Regions from separate parts of the Homo sapiens genome. Here regions 1, 2, 3, 4 and 5 are each linked to region 6. A link is a contact called in ENCODE Hi-C or POLR2A ChIA-PET data. All regions are on one chromosome and are shown on one strand. The core of a region is the stretch at or near the end of the contact, and the rest is flanking DNA. Distances in the headings are between cores, read along the strand shown.

The links. Hi-C counts contacts between places; a loop is a spot of excess contacts on that map. ChIA-PET counts read pairs that join two places held with the same protein, here RNA polymerase II (POLR2A). Pooled maps may share reads with other maps.
Region 1: a loop to region 6 is called in a map of gastrocnemius medialis, with 38 times the contacts of the local background. The contact joins the promoter of IRF2BP1 here to the promoter of CCDC9 in region 6. A Hi-C loop is called at or near these places in 1 of 168 maps with a recorded cell type or tissue (gastrocnemius medialis) and 10 of 50 pooled maps. POLR2A ChIA-PET finds 5 or more read pairs at or near these places in 1 of 52 experiments (T-cell).
Region 2: a map with no recorded cell type shows a loop between it and region 6 (11-fold over the local background). The contact joins the enhancer-like site here to the promoter of CCDC9 in region 6. A Hi-C loop is called at or near these places in 2 of 37 single-sample maps with no recorded cell type and 6 of 50 pooled maps. POLR2A ChIA-PET finds 5 or more read pairs at or near these places in 1 of 52 experiments (BJ).
Region 3: a loop to region 6 is called in a map of CD8-positive, alpha-beta T cell, with 6 times the contacts of the local background. The contact joins the promoter of CCDC61 here to the promoter of CCDC9 in region 6. A Hi-C loop is called at or near these places in 2 of 168 maps with a recorded cell type or tissue (CD8-positive, alpha-beta T cell and naive thymus-derived CD4-positive, alpha-beta T cell), 1 of 37 single-sample maps with no recorded cell type and 8 of 50 pooled maps. POLR2A ChIA-PET finds 5 or more read pairs at or near these places in 2 of 52 experiments (AG04450 and GM12878).
Region 4: a pooled map shows a loop between it and region 6 (13-fold over the local background). The contact joins the promoter of CYTH2 here to the promoter of CCDC9 in region 6. A Hi-C loop is called at or near these places in 1 of 37 single-sample maps with no recorded cell type and 5 of 50 pooled maps. POLR2A ChIA-PET finds 5 or more read pairs at or near these places in 1 of 52 experiments (B cell).
Region 5: a map with no recorded cell type shows a loop between it and region 6 (5-fold over the local background). The contact joins the promoter of LMTK3 here to the promoter of CCDC9 in region 6. A Hi-C loop is called at or near these places in 1 of 37 single-sample maps with no recorded cell type and 2 of 50 pooled maps. POLR2A ChIA-PET finds 5 or more read pairs at or near these places in 1 of 52 experiments (CD8-positive, alpha-beta memory T cell).

What each region holds. Positions count from the first base shown.
Region 1 is chr19:45,884,288-45,887,480 of GRCh38, reverse strand. IRF2BP1 (interferon regulatory factor 2 binding protein 1) reads left to right here and starts at 1,340. Exons shown (of 1, transcript NM_015649.3): 1 at 1,340-3,193. The coding sequence starts at 1,707. RefSeq lists enhancers at 516-565, 626-865, 1,016-1,165 and silencers at 1,326-1,805, 1,846-2,085.
Region 2 is chr19:48,491,679-48,494,825 of GRCh38, reverse strand. LMTK3 (lemur tyrosine kinase 3) reads left to right here. Exons shown (of 15, transcript NM_001388485.1): 12 at 717-1,132. Among named protein-coding and RNA genes, the nearest start is that of LMTK3, 19 kb to the left of the region's middle. RefSeq lists an enhancer at 410-910 and silencers at 923-972, 1,163-1,642, 1,472-1,663, 1,663-1,872. Within about 2 kb of position 1,870, at least 26 of the 41 ENCODE cell types and tissues checked have a DNase peak (open chromatin) inside an H3K27ac peak, as active enhancers do.
Region 3 is chr19:45,993,802-45,997,000 of GRCh38, reverse strand. CCDC61 (coiled-coil domain containing 61) reads right to left here and starts at 1,534. Exons shown (of 14, transcript NM_001267723.2): 1 at 1,497-1,534. RefSeq lists enhancers at 1,417-1,596, 1,987-2,176.
Region 4 is chr19:48,467,641-48,470,631 of GRCh38, reverse strand. It overlaps CYTH2 (cytohesin 2), which reads right to left and starts at 1,263. Exons shown (of 12, transcript NM_004228.7): 1 at 1,106-1,263; 2 at 132-279; 3 at 1-29. The coding sequence starts at 1,124. It overlaps LOC105372430 (a long non-coding RNA gene), which reads left to right and starts at 1,099. Exons shown (of 3, transcript NR_186576.1): 1 at 1,099-1,621. RefSeq lists a silencer at 1,058-1,247 and enhancers at 611-1,604, 1,798-1,957, 1,662-2,162.
Region 5 is chr19:48,510,006-48,513,407 of GRCh38, reverse strand. LMTK3 (lemur tyrosine kinase 3) reads left to right here and starts at 1,573. Exons shown (of 15, transcript NM_001388485.1): 1 at 1,573-1,907; 2 at 2,816-2,949; 3 at 3,235-3,385. The coding sequence starts at 1,832.
Region 6 is chr19:47,255,204-47,258,349 of GRCh38, reverse strand. CCDC9 (coiled-coil domain containing 9) reads right to left here and starts at 1,825. Exons shown (of 12, transcript NM_015603.3): 1 at 1,741-1,825; 2 at 1-20. RefSeq lists silencers at 1,027-1,076, 1,117-1,356, 1,567-1,676 and an enhancer at 1,567-2,476.

The sequences.
Region 1 (3,193 bases), core at 91-2,590, 1.4 Mb after region 6:
CTTTTTTTTAAGGGAGAAAAGTGTTCAAATACAGGTAGTAGACAAAATTGTGAAACCATTTTAAAATTGTGAGGTCTGGGTAACAGAATCAGAGCTGCTGCGGTTCCAGTGGGACGGGAGGAGAAGGGACAAGCAGCCCCTCACTAGACAAAACCAGGGCCAACTGGTACGTCATTCAAATATTTTTGAGCACCTAACACGGACCCAGGCCTAGAGAAAGGGGCTGTTGTGGGTTGGAACCTGGAGACCCGCCTCCGCCCTTCCCCAAAGACAGCCTCGTCCAGTTCCCAATGCCTGGGAAAGAAGAAGGGTCCTCACAGCCTGATTGGGCCTTCCAGGTAGTGAGCGCTCAAGGTTGGGGAAAGGTTGGTCTGGTGTTTGCCCTTCCCCAGCAACTCCCTCCTCTTGCCCGTCACTTCTTAACCCCTTACTCTTCCCTCAAACTGGGGAGCAACAGAAGATAAGGGTCCCCCAAACGCCACGCTCCGAATGCACGTAAAGAGCCCCCAGAAAAGTGGGGGGGCGGGGGGTAGCCGGGAAAGTAGCGTGAATCTGGAAGGCCTCCCCAAACCTCCCAGAGGGCGGAAGTGCGTCACTATGTCCGACCCGCAGTGCATTTTGGGAATTGTAGTGAAGCGGGTGGGGGACGCCGAGCCCCCGATGGTGTAACCCTTTAGAGACCAGAGCGCGCGGGCAGAGCTGGGACAGGGTTAGAGGGCGGCCAGTCGCCCCACTCTTTTAGCAGAGAAACAACTGAGACAAGGCTCTGGCTCGGAAGCCCTTAGTCCTCTCCCTTCTCTGGCTGTGGCGGGCCCCAGAAGCATATATCTAGGATTCCGGGGGGAGGACGAAGTGCCAGGTGGCCACCCCCACCCCCACCTAGTTGCCAGCTTCCCGTCCCTGCTCTGAAGCCAATCAGGGCTTCTCCGCCCCGCCCCAGAAGCTGCTACTTTCCTAATCCGTCATTGGCCCACCTTTGCTGGGCGGGGAAACTGAGGTTCAGAGAGGGCAAGACATTTTGCCTAAAGCTGCACAGCAAATCCGAGCAGAAGTTGGAAGCCCGGAAGCCTGTCCACCCACCCCCACAATTTCTGAATCCGGAGTAGCTCTGATCATTTGTATTGCATCCTCGCCTACCACCTTTGTGTCCCAGCATCTTGCGGCGCGCTGAACTCCGGCCCCACGGAGAAGGTTGTAAGGTTTGCGCCGGCAGAGGCGACAACCCCCCCAGCCCGCGTCTGCCCGCCGTTCCCTTTAAGAGCCGGCCCCGGCGGGACTACGTTTCCCAGAAGGCTTTGCAGGCGTGTTATGTAACTTTCCCTGCGAAGCGGCCTCTGGGGCAGAAGAAGGAGGTGGAGGCGGCGGCGGCCGTTGCAGCGGCGGCGGCGAGAGCGGCGGGAGCCCGAGGCGGCGGCGCTCGCGGCCCATCGTGGGGCCCGAGCTGTGCGCCTCGGCTCGGAGCCCGGACCGGGCGGGGGCGCCGACGTGCCTCAGCCTGCCTTCGCGAGGGAGGCGGGAGTGAGCAGAAAGGCTTAGGGCCCAGGGGGCGGGGAAGGGGGGCCGGGCCTGGATCCGGCGGGGAGGCCGAGCCGGAGGCCGGACCGTGGCTCGCGCTGTCCCCGGGACGCGGATCGAACGTTGGCGGCGCGGATCGCACGTCGGCGGCCGGTGGAACGCGGGAGCTGGGCGGCGCGCGGACTGGGGCCATGGCGTCTGTGCAGGCGTCCCGCCGCCAGTGGTGCTACCTGTGCGACCTGCCCAAGATGCCGTGGGCCATGGTGTGGGACTTCAGCGAGGCCGTGTGTCGCGGCTGCGTGAACTTCGAGGGCGCGGACCGCATCGAACTGCTCATCGATGCCGCCCGCCAGCTCAAGCGCAGCCACGTGCTCCCCGAGGGCCGCTCGCCCGGGCCCCCGGCCCTTAAGCACCCGGCCACCAAGGACCTGGCGGCGGCAGCCGCACAGGGGCCCCAGCTGCCGCCCCCGCAGGCCCAGCCCCAGCCGTCAGGGACCGGCGGCGGCGTGTCGGGCCAGGACCGCTATGACAGGGCCACATCATCAGGCCGCCTCCCCCTGCCCTCGCCCGCCCTGGAGTACACTCTGGGGTCCCGCCTGGCCAATGGGCTGGGCCGTGAGGAGGCCGTGGCTGAGGGGGCGCGAAGGGCCTTGCTTGGCTCCATGCCTGGCTTGATGCCCCCTGGGCTGCTGGCAGCTGCAGTGTCTGGCCTGGGAAGCCGAGGCCTGACGCTGGCACCCGGCTTGAGTCCTGCCCGTCCCCTCTTCGGCTCCGATTTCGAGAAAGAGAAGCAGCAGAGGAATGCGGACTGTCTGGCAGAACTGAACGAGGCCATGCGAGGCCGGGCAGAGGAATGGCACGGGCGCCCCAAAGCAGTGCGGGAACAGCTACTGGCGCTGTCCGCCTGCGCCCCGTTCAATGTGCGCTTCAAGAAGGATCACGGGCTGGTGGGGCGAGTGTTCGCCTTCGATGCTACTGCCCGTCCTCCAGGATACGAGTTCGAGCTGAAGCTCTTCACCGAATACCCCTGTGGTTCCGGCAATGTGTACGCCGGCGTCCTGGCAGTGGCTCGCCAGATGTTCCACGATGCTCTGCGGGAGCCGGGCAAGGCACTGGCTTCTTCGGGCTTCAAGTACCTCGAATATGAACGCCGGCATGGATCAGGAGAATGGCGGCAGCTGGGCGAGCTGCTTACCGACGGCGTCCGCAGCTTCCGCGAGCCAGCTCCCGCGGAGGCCCTGCCCCAGCAGTACCCAGAGCCGGCCCCTGCGGCTCTCTGTGGCCCACCCCCGCGAGCCCCATCCCGGAACCTGGCGCCCACGCCGCGCCGTCGCAAGGCATCCCCCGAGCCGGAGGGCGAGGCGGCTGGGAAGATGACCACCGAGGAGCAGCAGCAACGGCACTGGGTGGCACCCGGCGGCCCGTACTCCGCTGAGACCCCTGGTGTGCCCTCGCCCATTGCCGCCCTGAAGAATGTGGCCGAAGCCCTGGGCCACTCACCCAAGGACCCTGGCGGAGGCGGGGGGCCTGTGCGTGCAGGGGGCGCCAGCCCTGCAGCCTCCTCCACGGCCCAGCCGCCAACCCAGCATCGCCTTGTGGCCCGCAACGGCGAAGCAGAAGTCAGTCCCACAGCGGGGGCCGAAGCTGTCAGCGGGGGTGGCAGCGGCACTGGGGCGAC
Region 2 (3,147 bases), core at 621-3,120, 1.2 Mb before region 6:
AGGTAGTAAAACTTGAGTAGAGAGAACGAGGACCTGAGAGGGACCGTCTGCATTCATCTTTCTCCCTGCCCCACCTCCACCCTCCTCTTGCCCCTGCCATCAGCTCAGAAAGGGCAGTTCACTTATGCAGTAATGGAGGGCTAAGTGACCCTTGTTCATTTGCCAGTGAGGAAACAGAGGCTCAGAGAGGTGGATCTGGCCGGGTGTGGTGGCTCATGCCTGTAATCCCAGCACTTTGGGAGGCCAAAGAGGGCAGATCATAAGGTCAGGAGTTCAAGACCAGCCTGGCCAGCATGGTGAAACCCCGTCTCTACTAAAAATACAAAAAATTAGCCGGGCATGGTGGCACGTGCGCCTGTAGTCCCAGCTATTCGGTGGGAGGAATGGTGGGGTGGCCCATGTGGCTAGATGGAGGTCAGGCCAGAGGAGGTGGGGACAGAGGCCAGAGAAATCAGGTAGGCCAGGGCATGAGGGCCTGGTGGGCTGTGGGAAGTTGCGGCTTAAAGCCGTTGGCACTGGGGAGCTCTGGGGAGGTTGAGCACTGGAGAGGACCTTTCCCACCCTGCCTGGAGAAGCCCTGGTGCAGCCCTTCCGTTCACAAAGTGGGTGCTGAGGCCCAGATTGTGCGGGGGTCTTATCTGAGGCCACACAGCTAGGTGGGAGGGCCTGCCTCAGTTTCACCGGGACAGGGGCTCACCAGGTCTCTCCCCTCGCAGCCAGGCTCTCCCGGCTCTCGCTGGCGCTGCCGCCGCTCACGCTCACGCCATTCCCGGGGCCGGGCCCGCGGCGGCCCCCGTGGGAGGGCGCGGACGCCGGGGCGGCTGGCGGGGAGGCCGGCGGGGCGGGAGCGCCGGGGCCGGCGGAGGAGGACGGGGAGGACGAGGACGAGGACGAGGAGGAGGACGAGGAGGCGGCGGCGCCGGGCGCGGCGGCGGGGCCGCGGGGCCCCGGGAGGGCGCGAGCAGCCCCGGTGCCCGTCGTGGTGAGCAGCGCCGACGCGGACGCGGCCCGCCCGCTGCGGGGGCTGCTCAAGTCTCCGCGCGGGGCCGACGAGCCAGAGGACAGCGAGCTGGAGAGGAAGCGCAAGATGGTCTCCTTCCACGGGGACGTGACCGTCTACCTCTTCGACCAGGTGCGGAACCCGAGAGGGCGCGGTTTCGGGGTCGCGGCCTGGAGGGAGCAGGAGCCTAGAGCCGGGAAGGGCCTGGCGGGAGGCCGAGCTTAGAGTTGGGCGGGGCCTGGAGGGAGGCGGAGCTGGAGTGGGGCGGGGCCTGAAGGGAGGCCGAGCTAGGGTGGGGCGGGGCCTGGAGGGAGGCCGAGTTAGAGTGGGGCGTGGCCTGAAGGGAGGCCGAGCTGGAGTGATGCGGGGCCTGGAGGGAGGGCAAGCTGAATTGGGGTGGGACCTAAGGGGAGCCCCAATCTAGAGTGGGGCGGGGCCTGGGGCGGGGCCGAGCTAGAGTGGGGCGGGGCCCAGGGAGAGGGCGGGCTGGGGGGCGGAGCCCAGGGCGGGGCCTGGAGGGAGGTCGAGCCTAGAGGTGCAGGGCCTGGGGCGGGGCCTAGACGAAGGCTGAGCTTAGGGTGGGGCGGGGTCTACAGCAGGGTTTGAAGGCAGGCTGAGCCTAGAGCGGGGGCGGGGCCTGGAAGGAGACCGCGCCTAGGATCGGGACAGAGTCTGGATCCGGGCCTGAGGGAGGCCAAGTCTGTGGCGCGGCAAGAGGAGGCCTGGAGAAAATCCAAGGCTGGAATGGGGGCGGAGCCTAGGGCGGGGCGGATGGAGCAGGGCGCGGGAAGGGCCTGAGGGGTGAAGGCGGGGTCTGGGGAGAGACTGGTCAGGGAAATGGGGCGGGACTAGGAAGATGGGAGGAGGCTTTGAGTGTGAGGGCAGGGCCTGGCAATGGGGCAGGGCCAGGAGTATGGGCCGAGCCTAGAGCTGGGGCGGGACCTAGGGTGAGGGCAGGGCTTGTGACGGGGGCGTGGTCTAGAGGGCGAGGAGAGGTCTGGAGAGAGAGTGTGGGTCTGGAAGGAAAGAGGGGGTACTGGGTAGTCAAGTATGGGATCCTGGAGAGGCTAGGGAGGAAGTGTTGAGAAGAGGCCTGGATGGTGAAGGGGCCTAGTGAGAGTTTGGGCATGGTTTGTTGACTAGAGTTCTAGTGTCTGTAGGCTGGTTCGGGTTGGAGCAGATCTTACCCACTAGGGAAGGGCCATGGCTAGGCTGCAGGTGGGCTTCAGAGATGGAGCAGGCAGTCTTAACGTATTCTGGGGTGAGGTCAGGGATGAGCGAACCTAACGACTGGGACGGGTCTTTAGAGAGATGGGTTGAGGAATGTGTTAAGAGTTAGGCCTGTCCCGGGTGGCTCACGCCTGTAATCCCAGCACTTTGGGAGGCCGAGGCGGGAGGATCACTTGAGGTCAAGAGTTCGAGACCAGCCTAGCCAAAATGGCGAGACCTCGTCTCTTAAAAAGAAAAAAATTATCTTGGTGTGGTGGTGCGCATCTGTAGTCCCAGCTACTTAGGAGGCTCAGGTGGGAGGATCGCTTGAGCCCAGGAGGTTGAGGCTGCATTGAGCCATGATCACAACACTGCTCTCCAGCCTGGGCGACAGTGAGACTCTGTCTAAAACAAAAAGAAAAACACAGGATATGGTGTTGAAGAGAAAAAGGGAGGGCGAGTGGTGCTGAGGAACTGGGACCTTGTCTAGATGAACCTGGGGCGGGCATACTGGGCTGAGATTATGAAAGGAATGGAAACAAGGCCAAGAACTGGGGCCTGGGCCACTGAAATGTTTTCAGAGGGGTGGGACTTGGAGGGCGGGAGCAGGTCTACTTCTGAGGGAGGGCTCAGGGGCAGGGTCACAGCATCCAGCACGGCATGCGCTCAGGATGGGGCAGGGGTTGGGAGGGCCACTGGAGCAGGTCAAGATCTCAGAGGTGGGTGGGACTGACGTGGACGGGGTGGGGCTTATGGAGATCGCTTTGGGTTAGGGGATCCGGTGGAGGCCTCACGTTAATGAGCCAGGAGAGAATCCCTGCGTTGGGCTACTTAGCTGTGCGCGGGGCTCCGCTGTCAGGAAAGGAGCCTCTGGCCAGGTTGAGGTTAAGGCTGGCCCAAGGCTTCGAAGCCAGATTAGGGGCTCCAGCCACCTCTCC
Region 3 (3,199 bases), core at 285-2,784, 1.3 Mb after region 6:
TGGATATGGTGAAGACTTTTGCAGTGTAATGTGGGAGCCAGGAGAGGGTTTGAAAGGAGAAACAACCTGACCTGACTTCTGTTCTACTAGTATCCCCCTAACAGTGAGAGGCAGAGAGCCCACCTGGAAGGCCACTGCAACAAACCAGGTAAGAGCAGGAGACAAACTGAGGCCAGAGTGGTAGCAAAGGAGCTGGTGAGGCATGGTTGGATTCTGGATGTGTTTTGAAGACAGAGCTAATGCGATCTGCTAGACCATATATAAGTAAGACAAAAGGGAGAAGTGAAGAAGACTCCAAGCTAGCCAGGCACGGTGGCTCACGCCTGTAATCCCAACACTTTGGGAGGCTGAGGCGGGTGGATCACCTGAGGTCACGAGTTCAAGACCAACCTGGCCAACATAGTGAAACCCCTTCTCTACTAAAAATACAAACAATTAGCTGGGTGTGGTGGCGGGCGCCTGTAATTCCCTTGAATCTGGGAAGTGGAGGTTTCAGTGAGCCAAGATCGCGCCATTGCACTCCAGCCTGGGCTACAAGAGCGAAACTCTGTCTCAAAAAAAAAAAAAAAAGAACACTCCAAGCTTCTTGATCTTAGTACCTGGCAGGATGAATGTCCCATCAACTGGGTTTGGAGGTTGAAAGGAAGAAATCGCAAGATTGGTTTGGGACAAGTTTATGTCTGAATGTCAGATGAACTTCCAAAGAGAGAAGAGTCGGCCATGATATGAGTCTGGAGTTCAGGGCAGAGATCCAGGCTGGAAATACACACGTGGGAGTTCTCATTAGATAAAGAGGGTGAAGCTAGCCAATGGTATAGACAGAGATGATGTCATTCTACTGATGATGAAGCTGAGGCACAGAAGGGTTAAACAACTGGCCCAAAGCCACAGTAATGATCAGTGGCAGAGCCAGGATTCAAATTCGGGATTCAACCCGACGCCAGAGCCCACATTCTTAACCATCAGTAGAGTAAGTTTAAGAGTTAATTCACCTAAAACACTTGGCAGGTGCACAGCACATAGCAAACGCCACAGGCATAATAGGGCTTCACATCTCTTTAAAGTACATGCTCATCCCTGGAGGTCTCCTTCCCTCCCTTCCTCAATATTGCTTCTTCCCACGACTTTCACCCAAATCAAAGCTTGTAAAGCATAGTGCGCTGTAATAACCCTCTGCCTTAAAACCTCCTACTAAATCGCCACGCTGCATTCCAAGGACGTCTCTATATTTTACCATCTGCTGTCTCCTGCTTTACAACTTTCCCCATTGAAGACCCTCCTGCGATATACAGATCACCCCCAACTCACATGCTGCGCTCAGCCTCACAACCCCTCAATCAAGCGCCTACCCTTGTTAAAGGGCACCCTCCCTCCCGATTCCTACAAGGCCAGGTCAGCTGCCCACCGCAGCCCACTCTCCCCCGAGAGAAGCCCCTTCCCCTCCACCTAAGACCTCCACCACGGCCCGCGCAACCGCCACTCCCGCGGCCTCTCACCTTCTCCACTAGCAACCCTCCTCGCGAGCGGTTCAACTGACGAAGCTCCAGCCCCGCCCCAGGATCCGGCGTTCTCGCTTCTGATTGGTCACAGCTTACCAGCAGCCAAGTTTCCATTAGCCAAAAGAGACGCCCATCACTCTGTCCCTCCCCCAGAGGAGAACCCGCCCTCCAAAACTTCCAATTGGCTAACTAAGAAGAGGCTGTCCCAAATGGGTTGGGGGAGGCACCTAACGTCGGGCTCTTCTCTAATCACTACTGGCTAATAATGCTGCCAGTCATACAAAAAGGTTGTTCCCCAGAGTGGAAGGGAAAGAATCCCGGAAGTAGCCCCTTGACTCCACCTATTACCCCCTGCGGGAGGGTAGGCCGCGCCCACGTGGTGGGGAGGGCCTGGAAGGGAGAGCCGGGTGTGCATGCGCATGGGGAGATAGTGGCCGCGGCTCCGGAAACTGGGGAGTGGTCTCAGCATAAAGACAGGTTGAGATTTGTCATCGCTTGGTGCATTCCAAACCTGCACTAAGCATTTTGCAGGACTTGGCTTATTTAAACTTTATAACAGCCCTGCAAAGTTATTATGATTTCCATTTTACCACTAAGAAAACAGTCTCAGAGAGGTATAGCCACTAGCCCGGGTTCACACGGCTTTTGAACGACCCATATTTTAAACCGATCAGTCATGAACTGGAAGGATCCAGCTAAAGGAATTGAGCGCGGGGATGGGGGAGGAGGGACCTCTTTAAGAAAGGAAAATAAAGTTTAAAGAAAAAAAAAAACTGACATGAAAGTTTACTTAGAATATGAAATAATAACAAATTACATATTTAAAAGAGCCAAATACCACAAACATTGCAAAATCCCAAAGGATAACGTAATGTTTTTATTAATTTTCTGCCTGACACACCTCTGTGATGTTTCCTACTTTTTCAGCTGCATGTTTCACAATATCCTTGTCTACAAAGAGAAAAGTAAGTTATCTTTCCTCTAGCGTGGTTGATGGAACTTTTTAAAAATTCATTATAATTTAGAACAAGTTTCAGCTTCACAAATCAGTATTGGTGATGTTATTGAAGTCTTTTGGAAATCTAGAAAAACTTCTGGCCAGGCGCGGTGGCTCACACCTGTAATCCCAGCACTTTGGGAATCACGAGGTCAGGAGTTCGAGACCAGCCTGAACCACCTGGTGAAACCCTGTCTCTACTAAAAATATAAAAAATTAGCTGGGCGCAGTAGCGGACGCCTGTAATCCCAGCTACTCAGGAGGCTGAGGCAGGAGAATCACTTGAACTCGGGAGGCGGAGGTTGCAGTGAGCCAAGATCGTGCCACTGCACGCCAGCCTGGGCAACAGAGTGAGATGCCACCTCCAAAAAAAAAAAAAGAAAAACTTTCATAAAGTTTCATTCACATGTTAACTATGTTTTGGAAAATGTTTCCACAGACTAACTTCTGGCTCAATACTTTCAATTTTTTGTTTGTTGGTTTCTTTGTTTGCTGAGACAGGGTCTCGCTTCATCGCTGGGCTGGAGTGCAGTGGCATGTTCATGGCTCACTGCAGCCTTGAACTCCTGAGCTGAAGTGATCCTCCTGCCTTACCCTCCCAGGTAGCTGGTACTACAGGCACACGCCATCACATCTGGCTAATTTTTTTTTAATTTATTTTTAGTACACATGGGGTTTCACTATGTTGCCCAGGCTGGTCTCG
Region 4 (2,991 bases), core at 14-2,513, 1.2 Mb before region 6:
CCATCTTCCGGTTCCGTTGCAAGGTCTTACTGCAGGAGCAGAGAGCAGGGTTGGGGGTGGAGGGTCAATGCCTGGGCATCCCTGGCCTCAGCCAACCCCACGCCCCCTAGGTCATCCGCCCCAGCCCTCACCTGCCCTCATTGGCCTCCAGCCCCTCCACCTCGCTCATGGCTTCACTGAGCTCCTCCCGCAGGCGCTGAATCTCCACCAGCAGCTCCTGCTTCCGCCGCCGGATGTTCTCCAGCTCCATCCGCTCCTCCGGAGTCAGGTCTGGGGGTTCTAGGGATCGGGGTCAAGGTTTAAAAGTCAGTGCTAGGGGCCGTGAGCCTGAATTCCTGCAATCTGGGGGCGGACAGAGCTGGGAGAGGATGTGTAAGGGGCTTCCTATGTCTGCACAGAAGAATGGGCTGGGGGCCTGGATTCCTCCCTGCAGAGGAGAAAGAGCTGGGGCTCTAAACTCTTGAGTCCTGGGGGACAAGGGGAATTGGGGCCCGGATTCCTGAGTCTGAGGGAGAAGGGGAATGGGTGCCTGAGCTCTTAGATCTGAGGGAAGAAAGGGCTGGGGGCCTCGGCTTCTAGGTCCATTACTTGGAAGGGGACTGAGGCCTTGGTTTTCTGACTCCATTACTGGCGAGGTAGCTGGGGACCTGGTTATCCGGACTACTGGGTCCATGAAAAGTCACTACAGCCGGGGGAACTGATGACAGCTCAGGAGAGTTGGGAAGGTGGGGCGGGACATCGAAGGCCCCCGCCCCCCAAGATTTCTCCCCTCCCCGCAACCCAAGCGCCCCTCCCCGGCCCCGGCAGGCGCTGGGCTCGCCCGCCCCTCCAGCGGGAATGGTTCCGCCCCGGCCTCGCCTCCACCACTCCATCCCGCCCCTCCCGCCGCCACCGGAAACAGGCTCAGCCCAAACAATGGCCTGGAACGCCCGGCTTTCGGGCCCCGCCGGAAGCCCGTCCAGCGCCCAACAAAAGCGGCGCGACAAGTCTACGACTGAGCCGAACGCTTCTGGGCGCCGCGCGCCAGGGGGAAACGTTCGCGGCGGAACGTTCAGGAGAAAACGCTCCAGCAACTCCCAGCCGACCCCGCCCCTCCCCGACCTACCATAGACGCCGTCCTCCATGGCGGCTAGGAAGGCCCGCGGGGAATCCGGGGCGGTCCCGCCAGTCGGGCCTGGATCCGCGTTGGCCCGCGGGCTCGGGTGAGCCCGCTCAAACGCCCCGGGAGCCACCGCCGCCTCCTCAGCGCCAGTCCTCAGCGCTGAAAAGACTCTTCCCTTCGTCGCCCAACCGCCCCTTCAGTAGGGACCGCCCCTCTTTTTGACACTGTCCAATCCACAGTGGGCGCTTTCGTCCTCCCCGCCCTCGCCACCAAAGGATCGTTCTCCAGGGCCAACAGTCGTACAAAAAGCCGGTGTAGGTATGTCCGGCCAGAGGTAGACGGCCCGCGGGGCCAATCGGAGTGCAGGCAGGGCAGCAGGCCCCGCCTCCGAAACAACAGAAAGCACTTGACAGGCTTGCTCTCCAATGAGAAGCCCCGGAAAAGTGTCGCGCGGAGGCGGAGCCACGCGGTACAGCCACCTCTGCGCCTGCTCAAAGGCCCTGGACACTTGGAGTCTAGGTAAACCGAGCCCCGCCTCCGATAATACGTTGCTAGGGGGCGGTACTTTGTTAGTCTTGTTGCTAGGAGGCGGGGCTAGAACTGGCTTGTTTCCGTAAGCCACACCTCCTAGCAGGCCATGCTGGCTTCTGACCGCAAAGGTTGCCATGCAACCGGGAGCGGCTTTAGGCCTCCTTTTCTTTTGCATTTCTTCTCCGCGTATTTCCCCTCCTCTCAGCCCCTTCTTACCGCCGAACTCCTTCTTTATCACCATCTATGCCCTCCCCATCCCCCTCAGCCTCTTCGGAGTCGTGGAGTGGTGAAACAAAAGACTTCTTCGTTTTTTCTTTTTTTTTTTTTTTTGAGACAGAGTCTTGCTCTGTCGCCCAAGCTGGAGTGCAGTTGCGCGATCTCGGTTCACTGCAACCTCCGCCTCCCGGGTTCAAGCAATTCTCCTGCCTCAGCCTCCCGAGTAGCTGGGATTACAGGGTTGCACCATGATGGTGCATGCCTGGCTATTTTTTGTATTTTTAATAGAGACGGGCGTTTCACCATGTTGGCCAAGCTGGTCTCGAACTCCTGACCTCATGATCCGCCCACCTTGGCCCTCCAAAGTGCTGGGGTTACAGGCGTGAGCCACCGCGCCTGGCCAAGATTTACTTTTTTCTAAATGCTATGCTATTTGGTATCGGTCATGGGGAATGGAACAGGGGAAGGTGAAATTTAGTGAAAGCACAGGCTCGGCCTTCCTGGCACCTTCTGCCGCTCAGACTCCTCCCTCATTTCTCCAAACTCCTTCCTTTAGCTTAGCATCCTCCTAAGACTCCTCCCTTCCCCAAGCATCCTCCTGCTAAGACAACTCCCCTTTCCTCAGCATCCTCCCACCTCTCTGATTCCTTCTCCCATCTCAGAGGCCTTTTTTCCTCTCTGGCTCCCCTCACGTCACGGTCCCCCTTGTCCTCTCATACTCTTGCCCTTTTTTTTTTTTTTTTTTTTTTTGAGACAGAGTTTTGCTCTTTTGCCCAGTCTGGAATGAACTGGCATGATCTCAGCTCACTGCAACCTCCACCCACAAGGTTGACGCGATACTCCTACCTCAGCCTCCCAAGGAGCTGGGATTATAGGCGCCCACCACCATGCCCGGCTAATTTTTGTATTTTTAGTAGAGACGGGGTTTCGCCATGTTGGCCAGGCTGGTCTCAAACTCCTGACCTCAGGTGATCCACCCGCCTCAGCCTCCCAAAGTGCTAGGCGTGAGCCACCGTGCCCATAGGCGTGAGCCACCGTGCCCAGCCACCCTTGCCCTTCTTAAACTCCTCCCTCCTCTGAGGCCCCTTCCCCTTCCCCTTCCCCAGCCTCTATGTCCCATTATTTGTAACGGAATGTGGTCA
Region 5 (3,402 bases), core at 324-2,823, 1.3 Mb before region 6:
CCCGGCTTGTGTGCCTTGGGGCAGGTGACTACCCCGCGCTGTGCCTCAGTTGCCTCATCTGTACAATGGGCATGATTAAAAAATACCTGTCTCAGAGGGCGGTTGTGAGGATTGAGAGGTAATTCTGTACGTGTAAAACGCTGCGGACGATACCTGGCACAGACTAAATACTCATAAGAATAAATACATTAAATAAACTATGATCATGTATCTTTTGTATGAGGCAAGTGCTGTGGTTGTGTAATGTCTGCGTAACCGCACGGGAAACGTGGGTATTTGCGACCCGTGTGTCTGTGCGCGTGTCTGTGTCTGTGTTGTGGGTGTGTGACTCTTTGTATGTGTTATGTGTGCCAGTGTGTGTTTATGTATGTGATGTGTGACTGTGGTGGGGTTCTGTGTCTTTGTAACCTTGTGTGAAAGGTGTGTGTATTTGTGATGTGTGTGTCCATGTCTGTTTAGGTATGTGATGTGTGCAACTCTGTGTGTCTGTGTATTTGATCTGTGTGCCTATGTCTGTGCTTATGTATGTGTGACTGTGTATATGTGCATGTTATATGTGTCTGTATGTATCAGTGTGTGGTGTATTTATGTGTATTTTTGCATGTGATTTATGTAGCCCTGTATGTATGAGTTGTGTGTGCCCGCATGCATGTGTATGTAGTGTGTCTGTGTGTATCCATGTGAGTGAAGCTTGTGTCCGTGTGAGTGATGCATGTTACGTGTCCGTATACATGCATGTATTATGTTTCTGTGTACTCATGTATGTGATGTGCCTGTCTCTGTGTAGCTGCTGTGTCCGTGTCTATGTTAGTTCATGTGATGTGTGTGTCTGCGTGTGTCTGTGCAATTGCTGTCTGTGCATGTCTGTGTGACGTGCATGTATGTGATACTTGTGTCTGTGGGTATTCTTTGTTGCCCATTTGTCTAGGGACTGTCTGCGTGGCTGTGACTATGAGTGTCAGCATGTCACAGTGGTGTCCGTGGGGATCTTTGTCTGTGGCGTGTGCGTCTGTGGATCTGGGGCTTTACTTTGTCCGGGGCATGTGTGGGTCTTTGTGATGCTTTGACGTTCCTGCGTGGCCGGGTGCATCTGTGCTGGAAGCTGGCCTGCCTGTGCGTTTCCAGTGCGGTCCCTGCGTCTTTGTGTGTGACGTGTACGTGTCCCCGTCTGCTGATGGCTGTCCACCTTTGTATGTGATGCGCTTGTCTATGAGGGTCCCTGCGACGTGTGTCAGCTGTGTGTGGGCTGCGCGTGCCTGACATCTGCATCTTAGCGTGTAGCACATGTGTCCATGCTGGTGGCATGTCACAGCGGTGTCCGGGCCAGGCACCCGTGGGCCCTGCCCCCCCACCCCCGCTGCAAGTGTGTGCCGGTCCCTGTCTGTCCCTCCCCCTCCCATTTCCTCCCCTCCCTCCTGGCAGCCAATGCTACGGGGGAGCCAGTTGCCATGACGACGCTCCATCCTCCCTCCTCCCACCCTTCCTGTGACAGGCTCTCTGCTCCCCCAATCCTGGCTGCCCTCGGGGGCGGGGCCCTCTTTCTCGCCCCCCCCATCCTACCCTCTCCCCCCCACCCCAGCAACCCCGGCTCCCCAGCATCTCTCCTCTGTCCGCCTCTCCATCCCTTCATCCGTCTGTCCCTTCAAAGAGGGGGAGGGGGGTACCTGAGCCAGCAAGCAGCCCCTCCCTCCCCCTGTCCTGCGTCTCCTGCCCCTCTCCTGGGCCGGGAGGAGGCCAGGGTCGCGCGGGTCCCCATGGCTGGGGGCTGAGGGCCCGCCCCCCCCTCCTCCCCAGCCGCCACCACCTCCACCTCCCTGCCATCCTCGACAAGATGCCTGCCCCCGGCGCCCTCATCCTCCTTGCGGCCGTCTCCGCCTCCGGCTGCCTGGCGTCCCCGGCCCACCCCGGTGAGTCTGTCGGGCCATCAGTCTGTCCGGTGGCCCCCACCCCCGCGGCGGCCTCGCTGTCTGCCCAGGGGTCTGTCTGCGGGTCCTGCCCCGTCACCTGGTGCGCGTCTTCCCGCAGCCCAGCAGGGCCCGGAGCGGCGGGGACGGTGCCTCTGTCAGCAGGGCCTGTGGGAGGGAGGCTGGGGGCTGGGTGGGGAGGGGGCTCCGTTTGGGCAACATGTGTGTATGCGTGCACGCATGTGTTTGTGCTGGTGTGTGCAGGAAGAAGGGGAAGGACAGGGCCTCTGGGAGAATTGGGGGCAGAGGACAGGAATACTATTTCTAAGGGGGACACAACACGGGAGGCTGTCTCTGGCTTCTGGAGAGACCCAGGGCTTGCGGAGTTCCCTTCTCTGGGTCTTGGGCTGGGGATAGAGAACATCGGTGTGCGCCAAGCGTCCCTAAAAGAGACAGATCTCAACCCCACAAACTGGGGGGTTCCAGCATGGGGCAAGAATCTTCTCCCAGCCTGCAGCTGAGAGCTAGTCCTCCTCCCCAACGAGGGGTAATGAGGCTGTCCACGGGAGCGTATTTTAAATTCTGCAAGCTCCAGACTTCACTATCACTCCTCTTTCCTTCAACCCTCATTGGAATTCATCCAAGCCTGGGGTGAGGGGATGGGGTGGGATGAGGTGGCGGGGGTCCCAGTTTGGGACGAGAAGAGAGACCCCACCCCCAATCCAACCACTTGGGAAGGCCCCAAACTACAACTCCCACAATGCCTTGGGCCACTCTGCACCTCTGCCAAGGGACCCTGGTCGCAGAGCATCACGGGAGTTGTAGTCCAAGACGTGCCGGGACGGGAGGGGGCATGATTCCGGTATCCAGGGACTTGAAGCTGGGACCCCAGCCCAGCCCTGTGCCCACAGATGGATTCGCCCTGGGCCGGGCTCCTCTGGCTCCTCCCTACGCTGTGGTCCTCATTTCCTGCTCCGGCCTGCTGGCCTTCATCTTCCTCCTCCTCACCTGTCTGTGCTGCAAACGGGGCGATGTCGGCTTCAAGGTGAGGTGCATGAGGGGATTCAACTTGGGGAGGAAGACTCCAGCAAGGCCTTTACCCCCTACACAGGTGGTTGGTGGGGAGAAGGGGGCAGTAAATCCGAGAGCACCTTCCAGCTTGAAGCTATGGCAAGATCTGGAGCCTTGGGATGGGGAAATGGGGGATGGAAATTGGGCTGGGACTGGGAGACAGTTACAAAAATGAAGGGGAGACAAACTTAAGAGAAAGACGATGGCGTGTCTCTCAGCCCTGCGTTCTCCCACCCCTCTTCTCCTCTCCTGGCCCCAGGAATTTGAGAACCCTGAAGGGGAGGACTGCTCCGGGGAGTACACTCCCCCTGCGGAGGAGACCTCCTCCTCACAGTCGCTGCCTGATGTCTACATTCTCCCGCTGGCTGAGGTCTCCCTGCCAATGCCTGCCCCGCAGCCTTCACACTCAGGTACTGCCCCACGCCAT
Region 6 (3,146 bases), core at 576-3,075:
AGACGCAGCACTGAGGGTTCCTGGGGACAGAGGGAAAAAAAGGACAAAGGCCAATGGCCCCCCAACCTACTTCACCCTCTAACATACTGCGGGATCCTCACAGCCATACACAAAAAACCCTGTACCCCAAGAGAATTGTAGCCCTCACTCTCCCTCCTTTCAACTGCCACCTCCATCTTCTCCATAGAAATTCAGACTCAGCCCTTTCATGATCTTTGTGGACTCACCCAGTTCCCATGTAAACGATCTAGTCAAACCCACCTTGGGGATGTTCTGGCCCCCACCCACTGCTTAAGTATCCAACACTGCTCTCCTCCAAAGGCTGATTCTAGGCCAGCCGCCACACCCTGTGGTATGAGTGTTAGCCCGGGTTCCCTATCTCAAGAGAGTTCCAACTACAACCCCTCCAACCAGCCTGCAAAAGAAAGTTCCAGACCCACCTCCCTGTGCTCATCCTGGTGCCTCTCATATCCAGGCGAATATTCTAGCTCCACCAGGTAAGGTTCAGAAACATTCCCAATCCCACGCTCAAAGAAAGTCCGAACCCCACTCTTATTGGCTGCCCAAGCTCTCAGAGAACATTCCAAGCCCGCGCCTTCCTCAGGGACGTCCTAGTCCCGTCTCCAGCGCCCTACGGAAGGTCGACAGCCTCCCGCCTCCCCCGAAAGGATTCTGTACACAGGCCCAGAACTCACTGGCGAGGCTTCCTGGAACTGGCGTTTTGCCCCACTGAATACTCCACCCGCCCCAACAAGGACAAAACTACCCAGGCCCGCCCCAGATTTTCTGTGCAAAGCTCCAGCCTCAATCCGGCTGGGAATGCCAGGGCCACGTCCCCGACATCCTGGAAACCGCTCTGGCCCCGCCCACGGCTCGGGAAAAAACTTTCTGGCCCCGCCTTTCCCGCCAGACTTCTGGCCCCGCCCCCACCCATGGGCCATTAATGTGGCCCCGCTCCCGACTTTCCCAGCCACGCTCTTTCCCCGCCTCCTGGCTCGCAGGCAACAGCCTACACCCGCCCCTACCATCTCTTATTATTATTCCAGCCCCGCCCCCGGCCTGCCCAGTCAACCCTCTGGCCCCGCCTCCGATTGGCCTGGCCAACCTCCTGGACACGCCCCCTGACTCCCTCCCACACCTCGTTGCGTCAGCATCTGGCCCCGCCCATGGCTTCCCCAGGGTTCTGGCTCAACTCCCCGCTTCCCCGCCTCCCGGCCAACGCTCTGGCCGCGCCCGTGGCTCAGACGAAACTTTCTGGCTCCACCCCCAGCATTCCCCGCCAGCACCCTGGCCCCGCCCCCTGGCTCCCCCACTACATTGTGGCCCCGCCCCCGCCATTGCGTCAGCCTCTGGGTCCGCCCCCAACGTCCCGGCCAAGAATCTGGACCCACTTCCAGTAAGGCAAAACTTTCTGGCCCCGCCCACAGAGCTTCCGCCCGGCGTCCGAGCCCCGCCACACAGCTGAACAAGCAACACTATGGCCCCGCCCACAGTCCAGCCACAACTTTTAGGTCCCGCCCACAGCCGCCGGCCCAGGCTCTGGCCACGCCCCGCCCCGACCCTGCCCACCCACCCAACGGCCCGCCCCGCCAGCGCCCCTCCAGCTTCCCATGTGGGCGTCCTGTCCCCGCCCCCCGCAGAGAACTCCGACCCCGCCCGGGCCTGTTCGCACTCCCCGCCACGTGGGGCTTCAGGCCCCGCCTTCTCTGGGCGCGCTCCCGGCCCCCTCCCCCAGGTCACCTGTCCCGGAGACCCCGCGGCGTCCGCGACTCCGGCTCCGTCGGCCTCTGCGACCGCAGCTCCCGGGCCAGGCGCGTCACTTCCTGCCTGCACCACGTGAGGAAGGGAAATAAAGAGGGTCACTTCCGGTCCTGTGGGACCGTTTCCGGGAGCCTTAAAGGGGCCGCGCCTCCGCGATGGATGCGGGAGCGGGGCCGACTGGCCCCCCGGGTGTTCCGCAAGCTCATCCAACTTCCTTCTGCCTGAATTACCAACTTCCAGGAAAAGGAGACACCGTCCTCACTCCCTGGCCTCTACCTCTTTCTTCAAGCTGTTTCCGCCTCCAGCCCCTCATTCCTGGTTTCTATCAGTAGATGCCAAGCACTGGGCACTGACGCCTGGAAGCCTGGCGTGGTTCGAGCCCCCTCGTGCCAATGAAACCTTAGAGTTCGCTTTAGAAGCTTCAGATGTTCTACCGGCCGTGGGCGGTGGCTCACACTTGTAATCCCAGCACCTTGGGAGGCCGAGGCGGGCGGATCACCTGAGGTCAGAAGTTCGAGATCAGTCTGGCCAACATTGTGAAATCCCGTCTCTACAAAAAAAATTAGCCGGTTGTGGTGGCGCGCGCCTGTAATCCCAGCAACTCGGGAGGCTGAAGCAGGAGAATCGCTTGAACCGGGGAGGCAGAGGTTGCAGTGAGCCGAGATCATGCCACCGCACTGCAGCCTAGACGACAGAGCAGACCCCTTCTCGAAAATAAAATAAAATGCTGGGCGCAGTGGCTCACGCTTGTAATCCCAGCACTTTGGGAGGCCGAGGAGGGCGGATCACTTGAGGCCAGGAATTCGAGACCATCCTTGCCAACATGGTGAAACCCCGTCTCTACTAAAAATACAAAAAAAATCAGCCCGGCGTGGTGGCGGGCGCCTGTAGTCCGAGCTACTCCGGAGACTGAGCCAGGAGAATGGCGTGAACCCCGGGGGCGGAGCTTGCAGTGAGCCGAGATCGCTCCACTGCACTCTAGCCTGGGCGACACAGGGAGACTCCGTCTCAAAAAATATACATATACAAAAATTAGCCAGGCATGGTGGCGGGCGCCTGTAATCCCAGCTACTTGGGAGGCTGAGGCAGGAGCATCGCTTGAACCCGGGAGGCAGAGGTTGCAGTAAGCCGAGATTGCACCACTGCACTGCAGCCTGGGCGACAGAACGAGAGACTCCGTCTCAAAATAAAATAGGCCGGGCGCCGTGGCTCACGCCTGTAATCCCAGCACTTTGGGAGTCCGAGGCGGGTGGATCACCCGAGGTCAGGAGTTTGAGACCAGCCTGACCAACGTGGTGAAACCCTGTCTCTACTAAAAAATACAAAAATTAGCCAGGCATGGTGGCGGGCACCTGTAACACCTGTAATCCCAGCTACAGGCTGAA